Linked DNA regions of Homo sapiens: region 1 is linked to region 2. Evidence: read pairs that join two places in POLR2A ChIA-PET (ENCODE). Cell type or tissue: CD4-positive, alpha-beta T cell. All regions are shown on one strand.

Evidence for each region. ChIA-PET counts read pairs that join two places held together with the same protein. Peaks named below come from ENCODE experiments on the same cell type or tissue, not always from the same donor. Only the 100,000 strongest peaks of a DNase experiment are listed, where the experiment ranks them.
Region 1: POLR2A ChIA-PET joins it to region 2 with 7 read pairs; 2 of 35 experiments call an interaction of 5 or more read pairs at or near these places.

What each region holds. Positions count from the first base shown.
Region 1 is chr10:17,855,706-17,858,205 of GRCh38, forward strand. It overlaps MRC1 (mannose receptor C-type 1), which reads left to right. Exons shown (of 30, transcript NM_002438.4): 9 at 537-647. Among named protein-coding and RNA genes, the nearest start is that of MIR511, 12 kb to the left of the region's middle. In CD4-positive, alpha-beta T cell, no CTCF peak of the experiment used is centred here; no DNase peak of the experiment used is centred here.
Region 2 is chr10:17,654,602-17,657,101 of GRCh38, forward strand. All of the region lies in intron 1 of STAM (signal transducing adaptor molecule), which reads left to right. Among named protein-coding and RNA genes, the nearest start is that of STAM, 12 kb to the left of the region's middle. In CD4-positive, alpha-beta T cell, no CTCF peak of the experiment used is centred here; a DNase peak (open chromatin) is centred at 1,180; H3K4me3 peaks cover 1,107 bases.

The DNA of each region.
Region 1 (2,500 bases), 200 kb after region 2:
ATCATATTGCGGCTCCAATCACTTTTTACATGTTTGTAGCTAGAGTCAAAATTACTGTTTACATATGAACATGTCAATTACCTTTCCTTTCAGTAGATGCCGTTTTCTCTCAATAACCTTGGATCTTAATTTTCCTCCTCTGAGGCACAGTTACAAGAAAATAACATCAAAGTCCAAAATTGGCCGGGCGCAGTGGCTCATGCCTGTAATCCCAGCACTTTGGGAGGCCAAGGTGGGTGGATCGCCTGAGGTCAGGAGTTCAAGACCAGCCTGGCCAACATGGTGAAACCCCATCTCTACTAAAAATACAAAAAATTAGCAGAGCTTGGTGGTGGGTTCCTGTAATCCTAGCTACTAGGGGGGCTGAGGCAGGAGAATCACTTGAACCTGGGAGGCAGAGGTTGCCATGAGCCAAGATCGCGCCACTGCACTCCAGCCTGGGGGACAGAGTGAGACACTGTCTCAAAAAAAAAAAAAAAAAAAAGGTCCCCAAACTGATAATCCTTTATTTTTTTCTCTCTCTCTGCTCCCTGCAGGATGGGTACTGGGCAGATCGGGGCTGTGAGTGGCCTCTTGGCTACATCTGCAAGATGAAATCACGAAGCCAAGGTCCAGAAATAGTGGAAGTCGAAAAAGGCTGCAGGAAAGTGAGTGCACCATGCCCACAGTGACTTAAGCTGAGCACGTATGAGTTGATACCGTTGGCTTTATTTTTATGTGTGAAAGTGCCTTGTTATTGCAGTAGCCAAGGGTTTCTGCTGTCTCAGTCTTCAATAGTTTATTGTTAGTGTTGATCTCACTGTTCTCCTTAAAGTTTTCTTGGGGAATTCTCTATAGTTAATACAGAGGTACACAAGGCCGGTAGCTCCTTTCAGAATGTCATGGGAATTGGAAGAGAGAGAACAGGAACTAAAAATGGCACATCAGAGGGAATCTGGCTAAGTTGAGGGCAGGCCACGGGAGAAGGTGTCATCCACCTTCTATAGTAGAAGGTGACAGTCTACTATAGTCTGTCATCCTATGGGTTGTTAAGAACATTTGCAGTAGATACCCCCAAGTTGCTGATAGCAAATGATCCTTAGTCATTTTTTTCCCATTTATAATCTTTCTGATGAGGCATCTCCTGGAGAGGATTCTTCTCAGTAGGTCACCGCAGTCGGGAGGTAGGAAATCCAGCCTCCAACTGGTACCCACGGTAACTCAGTGGTCCCTGTGAAATAGTTTTTTAAAGCACACAGAAGCTATGAAAACACAGGGTTTATGGTTATCATTTTCCTGTTTGATTGCTACATCTTCTTTTCTACTTTCTCATTTTCTTTGAATAAAAATGAAGTAGAAACTATTTTTTTCCCTAAGAGTATTATGTTGTGGTCACATAATCTTATAACACGTACCAGAAAGCTGATAATTTGGTACTATAAAAATAAACCATAAAGAAATAGAGCAGATAATGGAAAATCATAGCATGGAAGAGTCACAAAGGACCTGGGTGATTTCACAGTTCCTCTTCTAAGTTTTGAATTCTGGAAACTTCAGTTCAGAGAAGCAACGTAGCTTTCTGATAGAAACAGAGGCAAGGGTAGAACCCAGGTCTCCTGTCCCTAAACAACTATCCTTTGTTTCAGTTCCAGCATACGTTCATATTCTTTGCCTGATCATATGTTTACACAAGCTTGTATATTACTGTCATTTTCTAAAATAACAAACCTTACATTTTTATTGCTTTTAATCAATCTGTTTTATTTTTTTCTATTTTCCTACACATCTAAAATCTTGATAATAATCCTGTTTAATCATTAGGATGATAATAAAAATAAAATAATAGCAGTCCCTTATGAAGTACAATTATTGCATTCTAATAGATTTACAGGGTGAATATTATAGTCCTGATTAAAAAGAAGAGGAAACTGAAACACAAAGAGTTTAAACAACTTGACCACTTTAAAAACACCTGTTTGAGGCAGTGCTTTCCTTACCGGGCTGGGAAGACTAGGAAAGAAAAAATCCACTCATCAACAAAGGAAGATAATAATGCAATTTTTTTCTGCCTGGGCTTTGGCATACAGTGGTGTTGAGGGGTCTTTCTAAGAATTCAGAAATCACAGGCTTGTTGTTGTTGCACAGACCTGGGATTTAATTTTCAATTCAATGCTATCAGTGTGGGAAACCCTAAACCAAGAAATCAACCTAAAGTGGCCACAGGTTTCTAATAGTCCAGGATTCCTGACATATATAAATGTAAATCCTCATTATAAAGAAGTCTCATTATTCAAGCTGTGGCAACCCCACAGGTGAGACTGAAACCCCAAATTATAAGATATACCACCAGGATCTTCATATGGGGAAAATTTATAGATATGACATTAAAATAAAATGTGTTTTAAAATGTTTACAGAAAAAGACAGAAATGAAACCATTCATCAGCCACCAAATTGTCTGAGAATGTCTTAAATTCATCCTCACCCTGAATAATAGTTTAGCTAGGTCAGTTTAGAATTCT
Region 2 (2,500 bases):
TTTTTTTGAGCACTTAGACTGAGAGCATGGTTATTGAAATAATTCCCCAAAGTAAACCTTATTATTTTCAAGGGATTTACAATATATTACCAAAACTTGAGCAATGATAGGTAAATTTGAGCTAGTTCTCCTCTTTTCCCTCTTCCAAACTGCTTTTACATATTGGTGATAGATTAATATTTTTCAAAAAAGTCTAGGTCTTGTTGTTTTATTTCCTTATTTGGAACTCTTGGCATTCTGATGTTTCTTGAAGCAGTGCAAACACCTGAGATAGTATTTTAGGTCTTAATGTTGTTCTCTTATTATTCCAAATTTTCACAAAGTAGTCTGTATTTCAGCCAGCCTAGATTCTTCATTATACTTCTTTTCTGTTTTGATGACTTTACTTTTTACTTTATTCACTTAATTAGAAACAGATTAATTCATTATTCTGTCCTCTTCTTATTTTCTAAATACATCGGGAAGCCCTTCCTGATTCTCCTCTTCTCTCTCTCCAGGATCTTTACCTGTCTTTCAATTTGCTTTGGGCTTTGCATTATTTGAAACCCTTTCAATCTTAAATCTAAGTCTATCTGCTGGTTTCATTTCCTTTCTTAGATTGTAAGCTACTTCTGGTAGGGTATGGCGTGGACTAGAAGGCTATTCCATTTTGCTGAATATGTGTTCAAATTTTATAATTGCCTGCAAGTAAATCGCTTTATTGAGATCATGAATTGTTTGGATCTTTGTATTAATTCTTATGCAAGGAATTAATCTGTGTGAATAACCTGCTTTTGCTATCTTCTATGTTAGAAGATTTTAGGGTAGCTAGGTAGGTACCCTACCTAACCAATACCTATTGGTTATTATCCACTTGGTCTTTACTAGATGCTTATTTTAGTTGTCCGGTGGTAGTGACTAACTAGCAGGTGATGCTGTGATATATAGCAGGTATTATACACCTGTAAAATATTTGGTCAGAGTTGACTGCTTTTTATTTTCTGCGATTAAACTCACTTGACGTACTTCTGCTCTCAGTAGTAGGTCAAAATGAGGAAATAAGTGTACTCTGTTGATCTAGGCAACAGGGCATGGAGGAGAGTATGGAAACAAGAATTTCATTATCACTTGGTCAAGACCAACCATTACAGATAAGAATCTTGGTATGAGTCATTTCCACTGTCCCCCCAACCCATCTGTGTTTAAAAAATGGAGACTGCTATTGAAGATCTTGGTGATGTTATCTTTCAGCATATCTGCTCTTTGAATTGCAGTGTTCCAGTCAAGACTGGTTACCCTCTGCTTCTGTACAGCTGTTGTTTTGAAATATAATGATTTTTTTAAAGTTTTTTTTCCTCCTACGTGTGTATTCTTTTTCTCTTAAGTTGCTTTTTTCTTTTTCTTTTTTTGGTCTTTTTCTTTATCTTCCACATTAGAAGGTAGTTTCCTCACGCCTGCAATCCCAGCACTTTGGGAGGCCAAGGTGGGTGAGTCACCAGGTCAGGAGATTGAGACCATCCTGGCTAACACAGTGAAACCCGTCTCTACTAAAAATACAAAAAAATTAGCTGGACGTTGTGGCATGTGCCTGTAGTCCCAGCTACTCAGGAGGCTGAGGCAGGAGAATTGCTTGGACCTGGGAGGTGGAGGTTGCAGTGAGCCGAGATCGCACCACTGCACTCCAGCCTGGGTGACAGAGCGAGACTCCGTCTTAAAAAAAAAAAAAAAAAAAAAGATAGTTTCAGATAGCTTGCTTGTTTGCCCATGGCTAATACTGGAGAAATCAAAAGCACATTGGAAGTTCTGATCATGTGGTTAGGTCTCATTGACTTTTAACTTCACTGTAGGTTGGTCTGGTGGGCCATTGACTATGGAATTCTGCCTCTCCACTCCTCCCCCTGCAATATTACTGTCTTTAGGTCTTTCCTCTTGGGCTGACATAGAGCCCCCAGAAAAGAGTCTTCTGATTTCTTGGAGGGTAACGGTACAAATGTTGAATCAGCCTTGCATACCTGGGATGAATCTTAATTGGTCATGGCATATGTAATTCTTTTTATACATTGTTGGATTCAGTTTGCTGATGTTTTTGTAATCGGTGGAAGGTATCTGAGTTACTGGCAGTGAGTCTGTATGGGTCTGCACCAATCTCAGTTCTTGCCTCCTCAGAAGAAAGAATTCATCTAAGGGGCGTAAGGCAGAAAAAGAGATGAAGCAAGTTTCAGAGCAGGAGTGGAAGTTTATTAAAAAGCTTTACAGCAGGAAAGAAAGGAAAGTGCCCTTGGAAGAAATCCAAGTGGGTGACTTGAAGAGTAAGTGCGGTTTTTAACTTTGATCCCAGGACTCTATAGGTTGGCCCCTTTCCTGTGATTCTTCCCTTAGAGTGGGCGGCCCACATGCGCAGTGCCCTCCTTATACTTGGGAGGTGAGCATGCACAGTGTGTTTAGAAAGTTGTATGCATGCCCATCGGAGGCTTTTTTCCCTTTTCTGGTGGAGTGCCCCAGGAAGGTCGTATACTGCCAT